Linked DNA regions of Homo sapiens: regions 2, 3 and 4 are each linked to region 1. Evidence: chromatin contacts called from ENCODE Hi-C or POLR2A ChIA-PET data. All regions are on one chromosome and are shown on one strand. The core of a region is the stretch at or near the end of the contact, and the rest is flanking DNA. Distances in the headings are between cores, read along the strand shown. Region 1 holds the start of HSP90AA1 (heat shock protein 90 alpha family class A member 1). Region 2 overlaps PPP2R5C (protein phosphatase 2 regulatory subunit B'gamma). Region 3 overlaps PPP2R5C (protein phosphatase 2 regulatory subunit B'gamma). Region 4 has its middle 82 kb from the start of WDR20.

What was found. Hi-C counts contacts between places; a loop is a spot of excess contacts on that map. ChIA-PET counts read pairs that join two places held with the same protein, here RNA polymerase II (POLR2A). Pooled maps may share reads with other maps.
Region 2: a map with no recorded cell type shows a loop between it and region 1 (1.9-fold over the local background). The contact joins the enhancer-like site here to the promoter of HSP90AA1 in region 1. A Hi-C loop is called at or near these places in 4 of 37 single-sample maps with no recorded cell type and 3 of 50 pooled maps. POLR2A ChIA-PET finds 5 or more read pairs at or near these places in 6 of 52 experiments (BJ, GM10248, WTC11 and 3 more).
Region 3: a loop to region 1 is called in a map of B cell, with 6 times the contacts of the local background. The contact joins the enhancer-like site here to the promoter of HSP90AA1 in region 1. A Hi-C loop is called at or near these places in 1 of 168 maps with a recorded cell type or tissue (B cell), 4 of 37 single-sample maps with no recorded cell type and 9 of 50 pooled maps. POLR2A ChIA-PET finds 5 or more read pairs at or near these places in 5 of 52 experiments (BJ, GM12878, WTC11 and 1 more).
Region 4: a map of heart left ventricle shows a loop between it and region 1 (2.4-fold over the local background). The contact joins the enhancer-like site here to the promoter of HSP90AA1 in region 1. A Hi-C loop is called at or near these places in 6 of 168 maps with a recorded cell type or tissue (PC-9, dorsolateral prefrontal cortex, head of caudate nucleus and 1 more) and 7 of 50 pooled maps. POLR2A ChIA-PET finds 5 or more read pairs at or near these places in 9 of 52 experiments (A549, A673, OCI-LY7 and 6 more).

Annotation. Positions count from the first base shown.
Region 1 is chr14:102,084,694-102,090,727 of GRCh38, reverse strand. HSP90AA1 (heat shock protein 90 alpha family class A member 1) reads left to right here and starts at 3,684. Exons shown (of 11, transcript NM_005348.4): 1 at 3,684-3,742; 2 at 4,350-4,511; 3 at 4,604-4,970; 4 at 5,297-5,430; 5 at 5,730-6,034. The coding sequence starts at 4,350. RefSeq lists silencers at 3,127-3,176, 3,237-3,766, 3,807-4,096 and an enhancer at 5,809-6,034.
Region 2 is chr14:101,848,473-101,854,506 of GRCh38, reverse strand. The region is part of intron 3 of PPP2R5C (protein phosphatase 2 regulatory subunit B'gamma); the gene reads right to left. Among named protein-coding and RNA genes, the nearest start is that of PPP2R5C, 90 kb to the right of the region's middle. RefSeq lists an enhancer at 2,348-2,457. Within about 2 kb of position 2,611, at least 3 of the 41 ENCODE cell types and tissues checked have a DNase peak (open chromatin) inside an H3K27ac peak, as active enhancers do.
Region 3 is chr14:101,873,316-101,879,349 of GRCh38, reverse strand. All of the region lies in intron 4 of PPP2R5C (protein phosphatase 2 regulatory subunit B'gamma), which reads right to left. Among named protein-coding and RNA genes, the nearest start is that of DYNC1H1, 88 kb to the left of the region's middle. RefSeq lists enhancers at 492-641, 2,860-2,929 and a silencer at 3,250-3,319. Within about 2 kb of position 2,614, at least 18 of the 41 ENCODE cell types and tissues checked have a DNase peak (open chromatin) inside an H3K27ac peak, as active enhancers do; they include B cell and GM12878, where a contact is called at or near this core.
Region 4 is chr14:102,218,384-102,224,417 of GRCh38, reverse strand. It overlaps a transcript of WDR20 not described here and a transcript of MOK not described here. Among named protein-coding and RNA genes, the nearest start is that of WDR20, 82 kb to the right of the region's middle. Within about 2 kb of position 3,262, at least 3 of the 41 ENCODE cell types and tissues checked have a DNase peak (open chromatin) inside an H3K27ac peak, as active enhancers do; they include PC-3 and PC-9, where a contact is called at or near this core.

The sequences.
Region 1 (6,034 bases), core at 2,435-4,934:
TCTAATCCCAGCACTTTGGGAGGCCAAGGCGGGCGGATCACAAGGTCAAGAGATCAAGACCATCCTGGCTAACACGGTGAAACCCCCTCTCTACTTAAAGAATACAAAAAATTAGCCAGGTGTGGTGGCGGGCGCCTGTAGTCCCAGCTACTAGGGAGGCTGAAGTAGGAGAATGGCGTGAACCCGGGAGGCGGAGCTTGTAACAAGCCAAGATCGCACCACTGCACTCCAGCCTGGGCGACAGAGCAAGACTCCGTCTCAAAAAAAAAAAAAGAAATATGTTGTTGAGGAAGGAAGAGGAGGAGGCTGGACAGAAAAGGCGGTGAAGCAGGAGTGGAAGAACTTGGGGTTGGAGGGCTAGAGGAAGCAGAGGAGCACATGTGGTCTGTACTCTGAAGGAGAGGGCACCACATTCTGAGAACCTCTCCATGACAGGACACCTGGCCTGGTGGGAGGCAGGTGGGGTTCCTAAGAAAATGTGTGAGCAGAAGATCCATTAAAAATTAATTAGAGAAGAACAGAGGGAATGGTGTTCCAGGCAGAGGGAACAGCATTTGCACAGCCTCGTGGGGGCGAGTCATGGGGAGTGCGCCAGACACAGAAATAGGAGCACAGTGGGAACTGGCGCTGTATGGGGAGGCAGCAGCGACCTGCAGGGCCTCACAGGCCTAAAGAGCTCTGTCTTCCTCCTAGAAGGATGGGAAGTCAGCTAGAATTTGCAGAGGGTGGGGAGGAGGGAATAGATAGGGCCAGGTCTGTGTTCTCAAAGCTCACCCTGGCTACAGTTTGGAGACAGACCAGACCATATGCAGGGAGCAGTTAGGTGGTTATGGAGGCCTTCCAGGTGAGCTGACGGTTGTGTGGAAGCGGGGGATGAAGGTGGAGGGAAGTGGCTGGGTTCAAGAGGTACTTAGGAGGCAGAAGTGGCAGGACTCAGTGCCAGATCCGTTGTGGGGATGCTTGGGGTTCTTTAAGGTGGGATAGTCAGTGACCTGGCTAACGAGCCCTCAAAGAGGGCTGGAGACAGGGGGGAAGCTCATGAGGCTCAGCATCCAGGTCTGGAGCTGAGTCCTGGCCGGGCTCTTCCGTGAGTCATCTGCACACAAGTTCTATTAGTGAGAGTGCTGGACAAGATTTCCTGGGGGCAAAGACCCACCTCCAAGAGCTCCGTGATGTGCCAGGGAGAGGGGCATGAGTCTGAGAAGAGAGAAGGAACAGCCAGGGGCTGGCGTGTTGATGGTAGAAACCATTACAGAGTTCGCACCTGGTGGGTAACTGTGGAATGTCACCTGGAGACAGGACAAAAATGTCCTGTTTATTAACCGAGGGGGGAGAGCTGGAAAGACAAGAAGTTGTGGAAGGAAGAAGGGACATTAAAGATGGGGCCTGACGGGAAACAGTGGTTCCCAGTGATGCCCAGACCCAGGGAGGGGCTTTGGAGCAGGTTCACTGGAGAAATGGGGGTAAATGAAGGTCCCCAAAACAAAGGACAAAGAATGTCAGAGCTGGCCGGGCGCCGTGGCTCACGCCTGTAATCCCAGCACTTTGGGAGGCCGAGGCGGGCGGATCACCTGAGGTCACGGGTTCGAGACCAGCCTGGCCAACATGGTGAAACCCCGTCTCTACTAAAAATACAAAAATTAGCCGGGCGTAGTGGTGGGTGCCTGTAATCCCAGCTACTCGGGAGGCTAAGGCAGGAGAATCGCTTGAACCCAGGAGGTAGAGGTTGCAGTGAGCAGGTTGCAGTGAGCAGAGATTGTGCCATTGCCCTCGAGCCTGGGGGACCAAGAGTGAGACTTTGTCTAAAAAAAAAAAAAAAAGAAAAGAAAAAAAAGAACGTCAGAGTTAGGGCCCTGGATGGCTCCTCTATATCTCAAACCCCCTGGGCAATGGCAGAAACTGCGGTAGGAAAAGTTCCTACAAGTGAGGAGAGCGGGGACAGTGGCTGGTGGTGACAGGAAGGAAACAGGCAAAGGCGGCAGTCGCCAGGGAAGACCTTGCGCCCCTTCAGCGACCCGCTCACCGCTCTTCCTGCTTCCGGATTCCTCCCCGCCAGTCCAGGCTGCAGCTGTAGGAAAGCCTGGGCCGGGGGCGCGCCCCCAGGCTGCGCAACAGCTACCACAGGACCAGGCACACACCCGGTCACCACCGCTGGGGCCCGCGCCACGTGGCTGCTAGTTTCCTTCCACTTCCCCCGCTTTGTAATGCCAGGCAAGACGCTTTATGTTGATTTCACACGCTCTTAAGGGGGTCCCAGGCCGCAGTCTGAAAACCCCTGCTCCTGAGCAAGTTGCGTTTCCCTAAAGACCAGGAAGCGGAGGTAGTTCCATCGTTTCTTTACACGGCAAGGAGCTTTCAGATTATTCCGAGGGCCTGGCTATGAGTCTAGGCAGGAGGCGGCCCAATCATGGGAGGCGCCAGAGACAAAGAGGAAGAGGACATGGACTAGGCAGGGAAGCCAGGTCGAAGGAACCCCAATGCCTCCAAGGTTCCCACAGCTGGCCTTGGCCAAAATATCCGAAAATTCCCATGTAGAAACTGGCTTTTCCAGCCTGGGCAACATGGTGAAACCCCGACTCTACAAATAAATACAAAAACTAGACAGGTGTGGTGTCCGCGCCTGTGGTCCTCTGCCCACGCTCGTCCCAGCTACTGGGAAAGCTGAGGCGGGAGGATCACCTGAGCCCGGGAGGGTCGAGGCTGCAGTGAGCCGAGATTCCGCCGCGGCACCCCAGCCTGGGCGACAAAGCGAGAGCCTGTCCAAAAAAAAAAAAAAGAAAAAAAAAAAAAAAAAAACCTTTTAGGGCAAGTTAATCACCAAAGTGTTAGATACTTAATTTGGAGACCGCAAATCGGTCGGCAAAACGATGGGCTTTTCAAAATCATGCCGGGTGTAGCTGGGTAAGCATGAATTTGTTCACCAAGTCCCCGATTCCCAAGCTAAGGGACCCTTAAGTATGAAGCACATGGCTTTCGGGGAACCCAAAAGTAGGGAGCGCTCCCGAGCCAGCGGTGGGTCTGGAGAATCCCCGAGCGCGCAGGCCGCGGGACAGCCTCCCCAGTGCGCAGCAGCCTGAGGCTAACAGCCCCCAGAGGGCAGAGCCCCGCGATCCCGGCGCCGCTTGCGGCTGGATTCTTTGGCAGCGGGCGCGGCGCCAGTCAGGACGACGGCTCCGGAAGTCTCCCGGGCGCGTGAGACCCGGGCCGCTCTCCGTCCACGCACGACCCTCCCTCCAGGCGCGCCTCCCACCCCGGCCCCGCGTTCCGCTCAGCCCGGGTGACCAACTACACCTCACTTCAAAGGCCCCCACGCCCGGGCGTGCCCTCCGCCCGCCCGCGGCAGGTGGGGGTGCAGGGCGGAGGGCGCGGGCGGCCCCAGAAGGCGCCCGGACCTTCCCGAGAATTCCGGGCCGCGCAGGCGCATTGAGGCCGGCGCGGGGGCGTGCGAGAGGCGCGCGGCGGCGATTGAGGGAAGGTTGCCCGGGCCGGGCCACGAGCAGGGCCTGCGCGCGCCCGCAGGAAGGCGCGGGGGCGGGGTGCCGCGGCAACGGCGCATGCGTAGGCGCGCGGCCGCGGCGGCGGCTGGGGAGGGTTCTTCCGGAAGGTTCGGGAGGCTTCTGGAAAAAGCGCCGCGCGCTGGGCGGGCCCGTCGCTATATAAGGCAGGCGCGGGGGTGGCGCGTCAGTTGCTTCAGCGTCCCGGTGTGGCTGTGCCGTTGGTCCTGTGCGGTCACTTAGCCAAGGTGACGGGTGGTTGTGGGGGCCTGTGGAGGTGGACTGGGGACCGGGACTGGGGGCGGCTGGCGCGGGGCGGAGGCTGTGGGGGCCGGACCAGATCCCTGAAGCAGCCAGGGCCGCGCTCCCGGGCGGCCGCGCTTTCTATTCCGGAGGCCTCGGGACCGCTGCGGTTTCCGCACCCCGCTTCAGGAATGGGCCGGGCGGCCGCGGGCTCCCCGAGGCTCTGCAGCAGCGCCAGAGCTGGCGCCGCACGCGAACAGAGCGGCCCCGCCGCGGGGGTCCCCCGCCCGGCCCCGCTGGGGGCGCAGGCGGAGGAGGCCGCCGTGGCGGAGCCGCAGCCCGCGCGGGAGGGCACCCGGGGTGTTCGTTGGGGACCGCGGCGGGGGACTGGGCCCGGGCCTGCGGCGGCCTCCCGGAAGCGCGCACACGCTCGTGGTAGTTGCCGCGCTCCGAAATGAGGTCATCCTTTGTCAGCCGCCCTTCTATTTTCGGTTTACTTAAACTTCGCAAATCTCCAATTCGGCTTTAAAAATATTTGGAGAACGCGATGGAATTTCGTGTTGCCTCTGTAGACGTCCTGCAAGGTTTTAAACCGGCGCGGTGTCGTTCCAGATGCCTGAGGAAACCCAGACCCAAGACCAACCGATGGAGGAGGAGGAGGTTGAGACGTTCGCCTTTCAGGCAGAAATTGCCCAGTTGATGTCATTGATCATCAATACTTTCTACTCGAACAAAGAGATCTTTCTGAGAGAGCTCATTTCAAATTCATCAGATGTAAGTCACTTATTAACCCAGAATCGGATTTTGGTTTCAGTGTGAACTTCTTGGGGGTGCTGTATGCTTAAATTAATATTTTTTGTTAACAGGCATTGGACAAAATCCGGTATGAAAGCTTGACAGATCCCAGTAAATTAGACTCTGGGAAAGAGCTGCATATTAACCTTATACCGAACAAACAAGATCGAACTCTCACTATTGTGGATACTGGAATTGGAATGACCAAGGCTGACTTGATCAATAACCTTGGTACTATCGCCAAGTCTGGGACCAAAGCGTTCATGGAAGCTTTGCAGGCTGGTGCAGATATCTCTATGATTGGCCAGTTCGGTGTTGGTTTTTATTCTGCTTATTTGGTTGCTGAGAAAGTAACTGTGATCACCAAACATAACGATGATGAGCAGTACGCTTGGGAGTCCTCAGCAGGGGGATCATTCACAGTGAGGACAGACACAGGTAGGCACCTGAACATTCACTGGTTAAGTGAGCGGTGGAAGGGTGGGGTGCTGCAACCCTTGGACCCCTGGGGATGCGGTGAAGCTTACAGAATTTGTGTTTGCCCAACGATCAGGAACAAGCTAGAGCACTTAATTAGTGTAATGGCATGACTTGGTGGGCGGTTCTTTTGGGCGAGGCACCTTGCCCAAAAGGTTCTGCTGTGGTGGCCTTTGCATCTGTAGTAACGGCAAACCTTGCTTTATAGACACGTTATAAGGGTGTTAGGCATGGCGTTGAGCACTAAATTGAATGTATTAAGTCAATTTTTCTTTCTTCTCTTGCAGGTGAACCTATGGGTCGTGGAACAAAAGTTATCCTACACCTGAAAGAAGACCAAACTGAGTACTTGGAGGAACGAAGAATAAAGGAGATTGTGAAGAAACATTCTCAGTTTATTGGATATCCCATTACTCTTTTTGTAAGTTTTTATGTAATTGCAGAGTGAATTTCTGTCTGTAGGTGATTGGGGTGACTGTACTACATCCTTAGTCCCTAGATCTGTTCAACTAGTCTGAAGCCTGGGGAACCTAAGCTCTACTACCTAACTCTGTAAAAGTTCCTCGGGCTATTAAGTGGATGTATCAAATATTGATGAAAAGCTGGGTGCTTCTCAAGTTGGCTAATTTAGACTTGGGCCTTAGGTTGAAAATAGTGGTGCAGCGCTGTCGCTTAGTTCTGGAGTGCAGCAGTGATGTGATTTCGTGTTTTCTTTTGAAGGTGGAGAAGGAACGTGATAAAGAAGTAAGCGATGATGAGGCTGAAGAAAAGGAAGACAAAGAAGAAGAAAAAGAAAAAGAAGAGAAAGAGTCGGAAGACAAACCTGAAATTGAAGATGTTGGTTCTGATGAGGAAGAAGAAAAGAAGGATGGTGACAAGAAGAAGAAGAAGAAGATTAAGGAAAAGTACATCGATCAAGAAGAGCTCAACAAAACAAAGCCCATCTGGACCAGAAATCCCGACGATATTACTAATGAGGAGTACGGAGAATTCTATAAGAGCTTGACCAATGACTGGGAAGATCA
Region 2 (6,034 bases), core at 1,362-3,861, 240 kb after region 1:
TAAGATGTATGACTCTGAGCAAGTCATCTGGCACTTGTTAGTGCTTTAAACAGTTAGCTATCTGCTTAGTACCTCTTACTCCCAACTAGATGCTTTTTGAGGGTAGGTGCCATGTGACTATGTCTTCTAGTTCTCTATATGCCCAAAGGCCCAACATTGAGCCTTGCAAATAACAAGCACACAGACTCTGCTGTCTGAGCAGACCCATTCTGTAGGAAGCTACGGTTTCCCTGTTTCCTACGCTGCATTCAGAGATCAGAAGCACACACGCAAGGCCATGGGAGTGGGGTGTACTGCCTGTAGGATCCTAAAACACCATGAGAACAAAAATTTTATTCCTAAATACTCTGAGAACTCAGTGGCTGTGCAACTATTTGAAACGAGTAACTGTCATTACAGCGTTCAGGACTCTTCACATTCAGATATCCAGTCTTTTTCAATGAAAAACGTTCATTTTTGGAATTACCTCTTTGCTTGCCTTCAATTCTCATCAATTCTACACCTTTGTTTGTACCCTAATTTGCCAGGATTACCTTAAATGAGCTCGTGTGTGTTGTCGCAGCCTGTGTATTTGGAGCTGTTTGGCATTCTCACATTCTTGGCACTACAGAGAACTGAGAGTCCACCGTTCTCCCTAAGAGCCACGCTATGCACAGCTTGGCTCCTAAGGAGTAGCCAGTTAAGTCCTTTAAGAACATGTCCTCGCCAAATCCTCCTAACAGCAGTTCAAGCCAGTGCCGTTACCCCGATCTAGAGGCGAGGACACAGGTACGAGAGCCAACACAGCTTGCCTAAGGCCACGGTGCTATGAAGTGGCAGATACGGACACGAGGGCCAAATGTACCCTTTTCAGGGAACTGAAACTCAAAAGGATGTTGGGATCATTCAGAGTGGAGTTAAATCACTCTTACATGCCTCAAAATGCCCTAAAAGCATCATTCGCGTTATAAACACTGCACAGTAACTGATACTCAGAATAAAAGACTAAGTTGTCATTCAAACACAAAAGCAAATTTATTACAATTAAGAAGGAAGAGCAGAGTAACACGGTTTTTAATAAAATTTCTATCCAAACTGTTCTAAAAGGCAAGTGAATTTCAATTCTTCTAGGCTTCCAGACAGGGTGTTTCTGTAGAATTTTTGCTTATAGACCATAAGCAGATATGCCTGTGATTATAATCTCATGAGCTCTTTTTTTCATTTCTTTTCTTCATTTAAAAAATCTCATTTGACTATTTTTTTTTTAAAAGAATTTTACTGTTTTAAAAAAAACCTGTAACAATGAATTGGGTAAAAAAGTAAAAAACTGCATCCTTGGGCCCTATCAAATATTTCCATTTTTTTTTGAATACAAGTTAATTTAACAACTTCTTCATCAACATATTTTAAAAATCTTATTTTCTGCTGCGTTGACAGGACTGTACCACGGGGAAACAAAAATGGGTGGAGGTGGTGGAAGAATATGCTTCATACCTTTACGTATTCTGATTTGTAACAGTAAAGTGTTATTACAAATGCCTCATACTTGTATAGATCATTTTAGCTTTTCCCATTATTTAATTAATATGTTATTGTGAATTTGAGACAATTTCCAAATATTTCAAGATAAATCCTCAATCATACCCCGGAGCAATATACATGGACATACTCATGCAAAACCCGTAGGAGAAGAGGAGAAAAGACCCAGGGCATCCAAAATGACAGAAAGAAGGTGGAGATAAGAATGTGCTATTCTGGCCAGGCGCGGTGGCTCACGTCTGTAATCCCAGCGCTTTGGGAGGCCGAGATGGGTGGATCATCTGAGGTCAGGAGTTCGAGACTAGCCTAGCCAACATGGTGAAACCCCATCTCTACTAAAAAATACAAAATAATTAGCTGGGTGTGGTGGCAGGTGCCTGTAATCCCAGCTACTTGGGAGGCTGAGGCAAGAGAATCGCTTGAACCCGGGAGGCTGAGGTTGCAGTGAACTGAGATCACACCACTGTATTCCCACCTGGGTGACAGAGCAAGACTCTGTCTCAAAAAAAAAAAAAAAAAGAAAAAGAAAATGAAAAAAAAGAAAAAAAAAGAATGTGCTATTCTTTAAAAAACGTATTTACTAAAGGGAAGCCTGTTATTAATCAGTGATAAATAGAGATGTTTAACAAAGATCTCCTTTAAAGTAGGCTGGGAGCATTCCTGTCTAGCTTTATACATGCTCCTGGTCCCAACAGTCAGGGAGGTACAGAAATTGAATGCGTTTCACTGGTCAGTGATATCTAGAGTGCAGGGTGAGCCTGGGGGTTACTCAAGATTGGAACGTAGGAAGAAAACAGCAGGGTGTCTATTTATACTTTCTTCTACAAAGAACAAGAAATTACAACATACTAATATTCAACAGACAAATTTACACGCAGTGGAGGTGTGTGCTGGAGGTTGTTTTTGCTGCCAGGCAAGCGTGGACAGAAGAGTTTGGAGACCACTACTGGGCAGTGAAGGCTTTTGTAAATGAGTCCTAAACGGCGAATACCACAGCCAACTTCACCGATGTTGCTAGCAACATGTACCTCAATTACAGAAGGGAGTGAGAGCTGTGACATACATGCTTAGCCACCAAATCATAGAATATGAGGAAGTAAGGCTGAATTACTAAATTGTCACTATGCACCAAGAGGCATCATGTAAACTGTGGATAGGAAACTGATTGAAAAAAAGAAGCCAAGCCCACATTTACATGAAAAGTCTTGGTGGTCAAAAGAAATGCTCCAAGACACCATAAAGGACCAACTTTCAGCATGGCAGCTGCAGAAAGACAGCAGAACCAGGACTTTCTGCTGCACAGATGTTGGGGCCTTCCAAATAAGCATTACCCCGATGGAGCAAGGAGACACAGCTGCAAAAACTACCAGCCTAGACAGTGACAACTCAAAAGATACCCCAGAATGTGCAGGCTCACAAGGGTGGGAAGTACTCCCTGGTCACTCACGTAATATTCACTAAGCAGCTGAAGCAGCCAAGTTTCAAACACAGAGACCACAGCGTCATCAGGTCAAGCAGCACCCTCAGCTTCCATGCACGTTTTTATTTTTTTTAACTAGAGACAGGGTCTCACTATGTTGCCCAGGCTGGAGTACAGTGGTATAATCCTGGCTCACTGCAACCTTGACCTTCCAGGCTCAAGCCATCCTCCTGCCCCAGCCCTCTGAGTAGCTGGGACTACAGGCATGCACCCACACCCAGCTAGTTTTTAAATTGTTTATAGAGACACAATCTCACTATGTTGGCCAAGGCTGGTCCTGAACTCCTGGGCTCAAGTGATCCTCCTGCCTCAGCCTCCCAAAAATGTTGGGATGACGGGTGTGAGCCACCATGCCAGCCCCAAGTGTATTCTTCCATGCAAGGTGCTCCCAGGGTCCTGGGGAGGTCTATGCAAGTCGCGAGCCCACAGACAAGAGATCTCACGCAAAACAGAAAGAAGCGCTCAAGCTCTCGGAAAGGCAGGAGCCAACATTTAGCGACGGTGCCATCTTGTCTTTCAAATGTATTTATTCTTAGTACAAAACGAGTAGGAACAAAGTTGAACTAACAACTTGGGGCAAATTTGGGATTCATCATTAATATGTACTAAATTCCACTCCCCTCTATGTCCCAGATGAGGAAACTTAGCAGAGGATGAGTTTCCCCCACCAAGTAAACAAAAGCTCAGCAGTTCTATTTTGTTTTTAAAGATAATATTCACATGCCACTTTTTGAAATGACCATTTCTCCATGACTTCTAGTGTCTCCTGTGTCCTAGAGCAGTGTCTGTGCAGGCAGGGCTCTCTCTCTTCTTGGCCACTGCCTCATCCTGCACCACCTGGAGTCTGAGTTTCTAGAGCCCTAGAAGACTTAATGTCTGGTTGATTCCTGCACCTGGTCCCTCCTCACGTTTTCACTGCTCATGGCCCTTTATATTTCCCATACAGATCTGGGGAGAACTTAAGAATTTGGCAGGATTGAGTCTTCCAATTCATGAACATGGACTGTTTCGCCAATTACTCAAGTTCTCTTTAAATGTCTCCCAATAAAGTCTTCTAATTTTCTTCTCAAAATGTGCAAAACATTAATTTTCAGATTTTATTCTTAGGTATTTGCTATGTTTTGATGTGATCGTCAATGGTATCTTTAAAAACACTTAATTTTCTAACTGCTGTTGCAATACAGAAAAAATGGTTTTTGAGTATCACTTTTACATGTAGCTATCTTGCTAAATCCCTCTGGTTTTCCTTTCATCTGCAAGTCCCCACATTGTTCTTCTCTTTCTTATCTACTGCGCTGACCAGGACCTCTGGGCAACGCTGAGAGGAGCAGTGAGAACGGCCCCTTGCACCCATCCCCGACTCAGAGGGGAGCTTTTACTAGCTAACCATTGATTTGATGCTTGCTCTAGCAGCCTGTGGATAACAGTTACCCGAGTAAGAAACTGACCTACGGATTCAATGCTATCCCAATCCATATTCCAACACACACTTCTGTGGAACTGAATACATGGATTCTAAAATGTATGTGGAAATGCAAGGGGTTAAGACTAACCAAGACACCCCTGAGAAGAACCAAGCTGGAGGACTTGCTGTTCCAGAAATCAAGACTTCCTGTAAAGCTTCATGAATGAAAACAGCCAGGCTCTGTGCTGTCACACAGGCTCATGCATAAATCGACACCTGACTTGTGACAGCAGAGGGTTGCAGAGGAGTGAGGAAAAGTCGGCCTTTCAACACGTTGTGTTGGGACAACTAGGTACACAGGGACAAAAAAGAAAGAAAAGAAAAGAAGAAAGAAAGAAAGGAAGCAACTGGATCAAATTATATACATATATCTACACTGAAATTAAACATTTTCCTTCATCAAGACATCCACAAGGATGAAAAGGCAAGGCACAGGATAGAACTATTTGAATACATATAACCAATAGACTCATATCCAGAATATATAAACATGTCCAATAACTCAGTAAGAAAACTTCAGAGTACAAATAGAAGAATAGGAAAAAGTCTTAATCAGGTTCTTCACAAAATAGATCCAAATGGCTAACCACGTATGAAGGGCTCGTCACTCTCATTAATAACCACCAGAGAAATGCAAATTAAAACCACTACGGACAACACCAAATAGTGCCTCAAGGAGCTGCTTTGTGGCTGGAGCCCGAACACCACCCATGGGCGGGGCAGTGCATTATCAGTGGTGTTGAGGATACACGAGGTTGACAGCCAGGACAGCACTCCTGGCATACCACCTCACGACACTCACATACACGTCCATCACAACCGAGGTAAAGGAATGTCCACAGCACAACGTCCTAACAGCTCAGACTAGAAACAACCAAATGCCCATCAGTGGTGGATTAGGTAAATGCAAATGCAGTCTATGTAACATTCCAAAGCGATAGAGATGAATGAAATACAGCTATACACAATATGGATATGCCTTACAAAATACTGTTGCATCAAAGGGGCAGATAAGGAGGATTTATTCAGTATAATTTCATTTATAGGAAGAAACAGGAATCCCTAAAACTATAAAAGACTTACAGGGGGCTTTTAGGGTGCCCAGCCTGAATGGTGGTTATGTGGGTATTTGCTTTATAATTATTCACTACACATTTGTTTCATATGCTTCTGTATGTGAGTTATATTTCAAATAACAAAGGCTAAAGATACATGCATATGGCTAAAAAATGAAAATGGAAAGAACCTAGTGAGACGTGAGTCTCCTTCCACACACCCACCCTCTGGCCTCCCTCTCTTCTCCCAACTCCCGCTGTTGCCAATCGGGGTGTCCCTGGGCTGCTCCAGGGGTACATTCGGCTGCACGATTGTCAGCCGTTTCCTGCGTGGTTTTAGATGCGTCAACACCGACGACCTCTAAACTCACCTGGATCTACCTGAGACCAGAAGACATACTCGCACTCACGAAATCCCAACAGTTTCTTTCTTTCTTTCTTTTTTTTTTTTGAGACAGAGTCTCGCTCTGTTGCCCAGGCTGGAGTGCAGTGGCGTGATCTTGGCTCTCGGCTTAC
Region 3 (6,034 bases), core at 1,365-3,864, 210 kb after region 1:
GTAGGTCTTGGGGGAGAGGAAACAGCCGTCCCTCTGGAAGAGGCCTGCTGCCCAAGAGTCACAGACATGCCACAGAGGAAGAGACCACCATTCTGGCCGAGGCCACAGGGAGCAACTGAGCAGAACAGGCAGCTGCCCTTCCCCTCTGCTCTGGGTTCTGCTCAAAGCCCCGGGGGAGGGCGGGCAAGAGGGGCTCGGAGCCACCCTTGCTTCCCCTCCTCTCCCACAGCATGTCCCTCCCTGGCCAGGCTGCCTGGGGTGCGGCTTAGATGCCATTTGCAGAGGGTCTGAGATGAAAGCTTTAACCTAGATTGGATTTCTGTGACCAGGGATGACTAAGAAGTTAACCAACTTGCCTAAGATGTTATTTAGGCACAGGAAAGTGTGATTTCACCCATCGTGGTTAAAGGCGATAACTGAAAAAAAGTAAAATGTCCCCGACTGTGCCAGCTGGCCGTATGTGTCAACCCGGCTAGGCCACAGTGCCCAGCTGTCCAAACACTGCTGTGGGTGTTCCTGTGAAGGCATTTTATAGATGTGGTTAACACCTATAATCAATGGACTTCAAGTAGCGATCACTCTTGAGAATGTGGGGGCTTCAACCAGTCAGCTGAGAGGCCTGTGAGACCCAAACTGCAGCTTCTCTGAGGAGAGTCCACCTGCGGCCTGCAGTGTCCACCACGGCCAAGTCTCGTGCCCGCTGCCTGTCCACGGAGTCCAGACCTGCCCGCTGGACTCACCCACTGCAGAAGGCAAGTCCTTGAGATCTCAATCTCTGTCTCTCCTGCTGTTTCTCTGCACAGCCCTGACTGAGGCACCCAGTCAGCTGAGATTCCTAAGTAAACTGGTGGTTTCTACTAGCAGGAAAGCTAGTGATTAGGGTTTCCAGTTGAAGCTCTCCCGCACAGTGACAGTCAGCCCAGCAGCTAGGCCCCGTCTCAAACACCTGCACACTCACTGAATCCTTGATGCTGAGCTGAGGGCCTGCAAGGTGACTCAGATGGCTTGCTCTGAACACAATGTCCTCTTTTCAGTGTCTGTCATGGACTCAATGCTTGTGGCCTCCCTTCCTCACATTCATGTTAAAGACCTAAACCCTGGTGTGGCTGGATTTGGAGATGGGTCCTCAGAGAAAATAATGAAGGGTGAATGAAGTCATAAGTGGGGCCTTGGCCCTCCAGGATTAGTGTCTTTGTAAGGAGGGATGGTAGAAGGCTCACACTCGCCTTCTCTGCACTTGCTCGGAGCAAAGGCCATGGGAGGGCACAGTGGCCGTCTGCAAGCCAGAAAAGGCCCTCAGCAGGGAACAAACCCTGCTACACCCTTGAGTTTAGACTTTCCAGCCTCTAGAATGGAGAGAAGACACATTTCTGTGGTTTAAGCCACCAGCCTGTGGTATTTTCTTACGGCAGCCTGAGCAGACTGATACAGCGTCCTTGACTGATGACCGACCTAGGTCCGGGAAGGTTCATTCCAGGCCAATTCTGATTGATTGAAAGTCATTTCTCATGTGTAAGGAAAAAAACTTGCACTCCTAACTTCTACACACCTTTCTTACCACATTACATTGCATTAATTTAGTGCATATCTCTAGAAAAGGTTAAGTAAAAAGTAATACTGGGGCGGGGGGAAGGAACAGAGGGCCAACGGTCTATCACCTCAAATTCTTCTTGGGTTTCTGACCTAGCAACATTTCTTAACACAAAAGCTGCAGGGGCGAATCAGGGGCAGGAGCCCCAGGTACAGAAACCTGGGGTGCTGATGTCTGTGTGCAAATGTCACTGCCATGCTACCTGGATGCATGGATCCGGTCTGAGGAAACAGAGAAGACATCAACGTTATGCAGTGAACACCAAAGAAGCTCTGAGGTCTAAGGAGTCCCGGGTCTTCTGGGCAGCACACAGGGTCACTGTGATCTCTCAAATGAGACCTACGGATCCAGCGCACACCCAGAGGCACAGACGCAGAATCACGCTGCCCAACAAAGGCAGCACAGCCTCATGGAAACAGTCTCTCTACACCCTCTTCCCACCTAGAAGAAGGACCTCAGACCAAACAGCCTGCCTGAGCCTCAATTTTCTCCTCCATTGGAAAGGGTAAAGGCCAGGCGCGGTGACTCATGCCTGTAATCCCAGCACTTTGGGAGGCCGAGGCGGGTGGATCACTTGAGGTCAAGAGTTCAAGAGCAGCCTAGCCAACATGGTGAAACCCCATCTCCACTAAAAATACAAAACTTAGCTGGGTGTGGTGGTGGGTGCCTGTAATCCCAGCTACTCGGGAGGCTGAGGCAGGAGAATCACTTGAATCTGGGAGGTGGAAGTTGCAGTGAACCGAGATTGCACCACTGCACTCCAGCCTGGGCAATAGAGTGAGACTCCATCTCAAAAAAAAAAAAAAAAAAAAAAAAAAGCGTAAATCCTTTTTTTATTTTTTGCATTGGGCTGTGGTGAGAATCACAGAAAACACATGCAACAGCACTTACTAAATGGGAAAACATTATGCACGAACAGTTAGCATTACACAGCACTTCCCAAACGTTTCTGACTGTTTGACCTCCACATGAAAATAATGGCACGCACGTGAGTGCATACGTATGTCTGCATGTGATTCACACGGCCCCATCTGTGCCAGGACCGTCTCTGGTTAATATCAGGAAGCACCTGCTTCTGCTGCCTCCCTGACACTTCCACTTTCAGTACTTACATCAGTCCTGCAGATGTTCTCCAAATTGCTAAATTTATTAAATTAGATGTAAACTAGAATGGCCCAAGAAGCAACTTTACGGAAAATTCTTACAATTCAGCAATATCATGCAGCCTTTCTGTATGTGTTATCATTCATTACCAATGAGTGAATATTTATGCCGTAACATAACTGCAGCAGTGTAACATATAAAAATTTTAAGACATGAAGGGATACATTAAAAAAAAAAACCGCTGACAGTCTAACTTTAGAGGCAACAGGAAAGAAAGGTTTGATTATTTACAGTTCTCTGTTCAAAACCACAAGGGTTATTCTGTTATTTATTCTCTGTTTTATTCATGTCAACAGGATTTATAACAGATGAATCCATCAAAGGCCAAATTACAGTTACTGCAGAACACTTCCTCCTGTGATGGAACTGTTAGGTTCTACGAGTCATATTGCTAAGAGATACATTTCTGGGAAGGGCAGAAAGTGTTAAGCCCCTTCGCAATATATATATATTTAAGTACAAAATTGTCATTTGTTTGCAAATGATATAGCTGGAAAACAGAAGCAACAGACAGACCATCACAACTAGACTACCACATGCAAATATCAAAAATATGAAACCAACAGCAACCACCTTTCCACTAACAATTAAGCAAATACAAAAAAGAAACAGAGACGAAGACTCCAGCTACCCAGACACAAAAACTACAAAGTGCCTGGGAATTACTGACCTAGTTACAAGGCCTTGATGGAGAAAGCAGAAAACTCTAATAAAAGGCACTGAAGAATGCCCGAAAAAACGGAGGAACCTTTGATGTGGAATGAGATCATATTACAAAGATGGAACTTCGCAGAGCAATGTATAAAGCAGACACAATCTTAAACTGAATTTTTGATGAACTCAATGAACTTAACCTAAAATTTAGGTAGAATAGTAAAAATCGTAGTAGCAGTCTTAAAGGGAGATACTACCCCTTTCCCCATTTGTAAAGTGAGTTTGAATCTGCTTTCATGGCACCAGAACTCAGCTATCATCTAGAGAACATAAATGCACAGCAATCCCAGCACCTACCACTGTGCCTGGCACCTAGGAGGTCCTCAAACACTTGCTGAGAGTAAATGGATCCTGGGAAAAGCACGCATCAGTCACCTTATTAACTGCAACACCAATTAATTACCTGGAAACTGTGAAAAATGTCTCATTAAACCTTTACGTCTCAGCTGCAAAATAATTACAGTCCTAATTGGGCCCCTAATTTTAAGCTCTTCTATGATGCTGTACATTTTCTTTGGAATATTTATCTCAAGTATGACTGGGTGGCCGGGAAGTCCTTGGTTTAATATCTTCCTGCTGGCCCTGGCACACAATGAGTGCTCGGCAGTGAAGAGAGGTAAGGGAGAGCAGAGCCTTCTTCCCACAAATCTACCTCGCGCTTCCTCCACAGCAAGAGCTGCTTTCAAAGAATCGATTTCACCTCCAAATAGATGCCATGATGTGACAGTCAAGAAAAGAACCACAACATTGAAAATTCTTACTTTGAATAACTTGCTATTTTTACAATCTATTCAAATATGTTCCTAAATAGCAGTTAAAGATATGGAAATAAAAACTTACGGGCTAGGCGCGGTGGCTCACCCCTGTAATCCCAGCACTTTGGGAGGCTGAGGCGGGCAGGTCACCTGAGGTTAGGAGCTCAAGACCAGCCTGGCCAACATGGCAAAACCCTGTCTCTACTAAAAATACAAAAATTAGCCAAGTATGGTGGCACAGGCCTGTAATCCCAGCTACTCTGGAGGCTGGGGCAGGAGAATCGCTTGAACTTGGGAGGTGGAGGTTGCAGTGAGCTGAGATCGTGCCACTGCACTCCAGCCTGGGCGACAGAGCAAGACTCTGTCTCAAATTAAAAAAAAAACAAACAACTTACAAACCTTTGTAGAATACTTAATAAAGGAAATTTAGTCTAAACTTTTCAAACAATGAATATTTTAATTTTCTACAGTTTCATAACAAGATCATCTTCAGATAAGCATGAAAATAAATCATTTACAGTTATGTGCATGAGTTTATATTTTTTGAGTTTAGAATATTTATACATAAGAAATAATTCATAATACTTATAATTCAATTCAACTAGTGTCATTTAAAGATAACACTGGATTTGGAAGTGCTCTTAAGTTATTTACTCTGGGCCAAAGATTAGTTTCGTATAGATTCTGAATGATGTATTCCCAATGTTTTTATTACGAAAAATTTCAATGCAATAAAGTTGAAAGAATTTTATAGCGAACAGCTATCATCTAGATTTTACCATTAGCATTCTAATATATTTGCTTTATCATGTATTCTGATTTCTTTTTGCAGTAAGGTATGAGAAAGTTTAGTAATGCTTTAGCATAGCAGAACAACATACTCTCTATCCAACGTGATATAAATCAACTGAGAAGGGAAGTTTCAGAGCTAAACTCCTTATCACTTCCCAGTCATGTATGCACAGCCATTTCCCCTAACCCCAAATGACGTATGAAATTATGGCATTATAAATTATGCAAACAGTCTTTCATTTTTATAATAATTGCTAGATCCCCTGGGTGGACGGAGTTAAGTGTTTATTGAGTATCTATTATAAATGAAGCAGACTTATGCTTCCAGATGAGATGGAGTAACAAGGATGAGGTTTATGCTACTGCCTGAAACAACCAAATATTTGGGCAAAAATATATAAAATTACGGTTTTCAAGACACTGGATTTCAGACAACGAAGGATAAGGACAGTGATCCCTGAGATGGGAACAAGTGAGGCACGTCCCACACCGCCCCAGGCTCCTGCCTTGATAGATTTTTAGGTTGTAGTATAGGCAGAAAGAACCCAGGTGGGACCCAGGATTCAAACTGGATTAGAATTTGCAAGGCAGAGTTCCACAGGGGAGACAGCTGCACACAGAGAAGAACTACAGTGATTTATTTGTAGAGGTCACTCAACTATTCAGCAGAGTACAGATCAGCATATTTGTGTGAGAAAACTACCAGAGGTTGGGAAAAGAACCACCTGAAAGGATTAGTGAGAACCCAGTACTTGTTCGGGGCTGGGAACAGTGTCTGTTCCCACCAACCAGATGGGAAAAATTCATAATCCATAGGGCACTGGCTTCCTAATCAGAAAGGTCTCAGTGGTGGAGAATAATTAGCTCTGGTTTTAATATAACTGTTCCTGCCTAAAACATCTGAAAAAGCAAGAACTGAAAGGATCAAACTATTTCCAAGTAACTTAATTGCATCCCCAAACAAATCTCAAGAACATGAATAGAGATATAGCACTCAACAAAGCAAAATTCACAATGT
Region 4 (6,034 bases), core at 2,013-4,512, 130 kb before region 1:
TCGCTGAGCAGGTGTGGGATGCCCTAAACTCAGATGCTCACGAGCTGGTTTCAACCAAGTAAGAAAAATCTCAGGTAAGGCCGGGCGCAGTGGCTCACGCCTGTAATCCCAGCACTTTGGGAGGCCAAGGCAGGCGGATCACGAGGTCAGGAGATCGAGACCATCCTGGCTAACATGGTGAAACCCCATCTCTACTAAAAATACAAAAATTAGCCGGGCGTGGTGGCGGGCGCCTGTAGTCCCAGCTACTCGGGAGGCTGAGGCGGGAGAATGGCGTGAACCCGGGAGGCGGAGCTTGCAGTGAGCCGAGATTGCGCCACTGCACTCCAGCCTGGACAACAGAGGGAGACTCCATCTCAAAAAAAAAAAAAAAAAAAAAATCTCAGGTAAACAGTGTGATTAGCTAGTTCATGTCCCATGTTCATACTCACTGTAGAAACTGTGTTATGTGTGGTCACAGGCTTTCAATGACGAAAGGAGGACTCGGAGTTGTATGGAAACGTGATCCTGAAGCCCTGTGCAGACGTGCAGCTGCCCACAGTGGCCACAGACAGCTGAGGCTGTGAGGCGACCACAGAGCCCACGCCCTCCTGAGCCATATTCTTGAACAGCCCATCTCAAGTGTGACTGGTGAGGGGGCTTCAAGTAACATGGGGTGAAAAAGACAAAACAATTCCATACCAACCAGTTCAACCCAAATGTACAGGACAAACTAAGCCAATTTAACAGAAGATAAACAAGCGGTATATTCAAGATAGTTTTAATATTAACTTTTGTGAATTAGAAATATCACTCTTAAATGATGAAAATTACTAGTGAAGTAACTATTTTCCCCAATTGCAGAATTACAATATTTATACATATAATACAGAGTTGATTGCATTGGAAACAACAGTTTATTTTACGTAAAATAAACGTCAACGGGTAAAAAGGGCATCTTCACGCCGCACCTCAGAGGGCCATGAGTCCTTACACCCATCTGCAAAGTAACTTTCCACCAGCATTCAACTATTTTTAAGTGCAAACAATTTTTTAAAATCTGTGATTGCAGCGTCTGTCTTCCTGAATTACATTACGTCAGAAAGTAACAGTTTTCTCTATGAGTGCATTCAAGGTTGTCTTCTGACCACCTAAGGTATAGAAAAATCAGTGCAAAAACAGTGAAGCACTATAACAGCTGAATTTCAGGGGATTTCTTGTCCAAGAAACATTTTATTTTACACTATGTATATATGTATATATTATATATATATGAAATTTAATTACATTGAATTTTAGAGTAAAAAGCAAGAAAACTCCATTTCTTATTTTTTACTGCAGCCCCAAAAGACCGGTTTAAAATGGAAACAACTTCTTTGGGTGAGCAGCGGGAGCACGGCGCCGCAGAGTGAGCCGGTCACCGTCCACACGGCTATCGCCGACGTCCACCGCCTGAGGTCCGCCGGCTGGCACGGCTCAGGCGCAGCTCGGAGCTCCTCCTCGTCACTCCCTCGAGTCCAAGTCCCGGGAGACTGTGCGCGCAGCAGTGAGGTCGCTACACTACAGTTCCACCTGGAGAACTGGCCTGGCTTGGGGATGACAATGAGCCCTGCAAACAAAGCAGTCTACATTAATCCAGCAAAACACCGGACGGGCAACAGCCACCATGCGCGCCCTCCGCCAGCAGCTCCACGTGGTCAAAACTGGTGCTGTTGATGTGGAAGCCAGTGTGGGAGCAAACCCTCCACTTCATCTATTTAATTCCTATCCAGATCACTGCGTTCCATTCCTAGAGAATTGGAACCCTGCTGGGTGCAATACTGTGGCCTCAATACCGTCCAAGAGAAGGGCGGGCAGGGCTGGCCTTGCCCTTGGGGGAGACAGTGGTTTCTCAGCACCTGAGAACAGGTTCTTTGGAGCTTTGCTGACCCAAAGGTGCAGGTGCCTCGTGGGAGGTGTTCAGCGCCTTCAGCCAGGGTTGAGCCCAGGGCACCGCAGTTCTGGACCGCACACCCAGTCCCTCGGAGCCAGGGGTTGTCTCCAAGGATAGAGTTCAGTGGCACCTTTGAAAGGGCATTCTCTGCTGGGGGGTTCTTGCTTTGTTGGGTGGTGTGACCGTGGCACCCCCTGGCTGTAGCTGTCCACATGTGTAGGCCCCACAGGTAGAGACAGCAGGGCCCAGGCCGAGGTCGGGGGAGCCCCAGAACAAAGTAGTCTTGCCGTGAGGCTGCAGCTGGGTGTGGAGAAGGGATGTGGGGGCCAACCCACCAGGGCCAGCAGGAAGAATGGTGGGGGGCATCTGGCTCTTTAGGGCGGCTCCTGCTGAGAGGCTCACTGTCGGGGGCGGGGGCGGGGAATCTCACCCAGATTTTACAATACTGGTGTGACCTTGGGTAAACCTAAGAGGGTTTAACCTCCTACACAGCAAAGAGTACTTCCATTTCTTTGCATTTACTATTGAGCAGCAATTACATTACATCAAAGTGTGGCGTTCATTTATGAAGAACATTAAGATGGCGACAGTGCAGCCCCAAAGGTGCACATTTTCAGCTCTGGGAATACAACTTAGCTGTCATGGAAGAAGGCTTCAGCTGATGAGTACTGTTTACAAATGACAAGCCTTTAACTCAAGCTGACATTGCTACCTTCTCACATATTGGACTTGTGTGGACACAAATGAAGGTGACAATCGGAAACTGCCCTTCAGCCTCGCCCACGCCCTGCTGCCGGAAGCCTGGAAGCAAGCTGTCCCGCTCAAGTCATTTCATCCCGTTTCTTACCTTCCACCTGAAATCTGTTCACCTAGACAAGCTCAGGAAGCAAACGGAATGTGGCAGCTGCCCCTGCTCAGAGTCTATAGGAGTGCTTTTCCTCTGGGACCCCTGAAAAGGGACAGAACCCTGTTTGTACTTGTGGAGGACCCCGCAAACGCCCCATACTTCTGGCTCAAACACATCAAGCCTGTGGAGGAAAGCTGGGCAGCAGGTTCCTGACCCCACTTCTGCCGCAGACAGTCTGGAGGAAGGAAGCCTCTCACACAGGACACTCTGCCTTCATCACCACGCGCACCCTAAGAAAGTGCTTTCCACAAGCTATGTGGTGTCCAGGAAGTGACAAATCTCCAGAACCAGGAGGCACCTCCCTTCCCCCCGGCAACAGAAAAGTCATCTACTCCTGGCAGAGGGAGAAAGTGGTGGTGACCCAGCCTGGGGACAGACGGAGAGGGGCCACCCTCATCTGGCAGCCACAGAGTCTCCCTCCCCTTTCACGGAGTGCCAGGTGGAGGTGAGTGCTGCTCCAGGTAGGAGGCAGCCCCACCCACAGGAAGGTGGTGTCTCTACCAGTCCTGTGTTAAGTTTAGCTTCCCGGGAGCACGTTTAACAACTTAAAAACAAGTGACAGCCAGCCCTGTGGGAGGCTGAGGTGGGGAGATTACTTGAGCCCAGGAGTCTGAGACCAGCCTGGCCAACATGGTGAAACTCCATCTCTACTAATACAAAATTAGCCGGGTGTGGTGGCGCACGGCTGTCATCCCAGCTACTCAGGAGGCTGTGTGGCAGGAGGATGGCTTGAGCCCAGGAGATGCAGGGTGCAATGAGCCGCGATCCACTGCACTCCAGCCTGGGGGATAGAGCAAGACCCTGTCTCAAAAAATGAAAAGATAGATAATAAAAACAAGTGACATTAATTTTAATATTTTCTTTTTTTTTTTTTTTTTTGAGACGGAGTCTCACTTTGTTGTCCAGGCTGGAGTGCAGTGGCACGATCTTGGCTCACTGCAAGCTCCACCTCCTGGGTTCAAGTGATTCTCCTGCCTCAGCCTCCCAAGTACCTTGGACTACAGGCGCCTGCCACCACGCCCAGCTAACTTTTTGTAGTTTTAGTAGAGATGGGGTTTCACTGTTAGGATGGTCTTGAAGACCTCCTGACCTCGTGATCCACCTGCCTTGGCCTCCCAAAGTGCTGGGATTACAGGCGTGAGCCACCGCACCTGGCCAATTTTAATATTTTAACTGAAGATGTTTCATATAATATTCAGCAATATAAAAATTACTAATGACTTTTTTGGTAAGAAGCCTTTGAGGTGTGCTGTGTGGTTGACACGTTATGGCACTTTTCAGGTTGGACTGGCCCCAATTTACATACTTAGTGGCTGCAGGTGGCTTCTGACGGCCATGAGGGACAGCACCCTTCCTTAGACTTCCTCTCACTGAGTGTGAGGCCCCAGAGGACTCGGCTGCTTTCCATCACTCCCAGGGGAGGGCGGCTGCTGAGACGCAGAGGTGGCGCAGCCACCAGGCTGCCAGAGCCTGATGTTGAGGGACACGCTGCTTCCGCCAGCTGGTCCCTACAAAGCCGCACCCCTAGAAAGCGACCCAACGCGAGGGCTGCAGGCTTCCTATTCTCCCATTAGCACAAAACAAATGCACACTCATTCTCCAGTTTCTGCTGGCTAACGCCTTGATGCCAATTGTGGTGGCAGCTAGGAGCCAACTAGAACCACCTTCATGCCCTCCACTGTCCCACTCTCCACTGGGCCCAGCTTCCAGAGAGATCTTGAATCAACCGCCCTCAAACCTGTCCTCCTCTCGTCTTCTGTAGTCCATACTGGCATAACGGAACTGGGGGTTCCCGTTAGCAGGCTTCGCCCTTTTGATGGCAGCCCTGGTTAACAGTTCTTTTAGAATGCATCGCCATGCAGAGAATGTGCCCATGATCAAAACTCAGGGTCCCCATGCTGCAGCACTCAGGAAGCACGTTGGCCACCGGTGAAAAACCCAAGAGGACCCCAGGGTGCTTGACCAGGGACTCCCTGGAGCCCGCCCGTCAGAGCAAAGGGGAAAACGGTGGTCTCTAAGAGGAGTTAACCGGAAGGCGAAGCGAAGGCCCAAAGGGCCCGGCCTCCAGTTCTCCAGCAGTGACCCCAGCAAGCCCCAGGAGACAGTCCTGCAGGCACAAGCCCTGGAGTGTGCTGGGCCTGCTGTGGCCCTGCGTTGGCATCAGTGCCAGGCATGCCCAGAAGCAGGGGGTGCGACACAGCACTCCGGGTGGCAGGGAAGGGGCCTCGGCGCCCTGCATGCCGCTGAGGACTTGTGCGAGTCACTGGACCCTTCATCTTGGCACCTGTCACTTGCTGGAGATGGACTCACTTTGCCGTGGTGAACACTGGAGGCAACAGGAGGAAAAAGCGCCATTCAAAAGAGAATCAAATGAAAAAAGTCACCTTGTTTCTATCTGCCTGTGATTCAGTCTAAAGATTATCAGGTGGTAGAAGAGGAAGACGAGAAACAGACACCTAGGCCCCCATGGAAGGATCCCGGCTGCAGCTTCCCTCGAGAGCACAGCGTGGGGGATCCACTGCCCAAATGGTCATCCGTGTCAAACTCCCGGTGACAGGGACCCTGCTGCCCCAATCCGCCTGCTCTTCAGGGAGGGAGTGGGGTTTTACCCTGTCCTTCTGCTTCCTTTTCATGGGAGAAAAGGGGCAAGGCCCGGCCCGGCCGACGGAGGACCTGGCAAGGGGAGCCCGCCCACGCTTCACCTGTGCTCAGCAGCGTGCGGGAGCTGCTGGGCTGTGCACCAGAAGCAGGACAGCTGGCAATTCCAGGCTTTACCAGTTGCCATCAGGCAAAGGAGCTCCCCAGGCAGAATCTGCACGGCGTCCCATCAGCCCCCACACCGTGAGAGGAACGGGGCAAGCCTTGGCTCTAATATTAGTCAGCTGCTTGGCTCCCCGCAGAGTCACTGTTTTATTCCCGCTAGAGACTTCAGTTCAAAATTAAGTGATAAAAAAATACTCCAGCTCTTGGTTTGGGTTTGATTCTAATTTATAATACTAAGTTAAGAGAATTACACCTTGTTGCACCAGAATATATATGAAAAATATTTTGGTTCAAAACAATTTACAATAAAGCAGCAAGGCCATGTTCCTGCCCCTGCAGGTGCTGCTCGGACTGGAGATTCTGACAGCCAGATAGGACTGTGAGGGCCACAGGCCACGTCAGAGAAAGGACATGTCCTGAAGCTCTGTCAGGCCTGGACGGTCTCCTAGCTC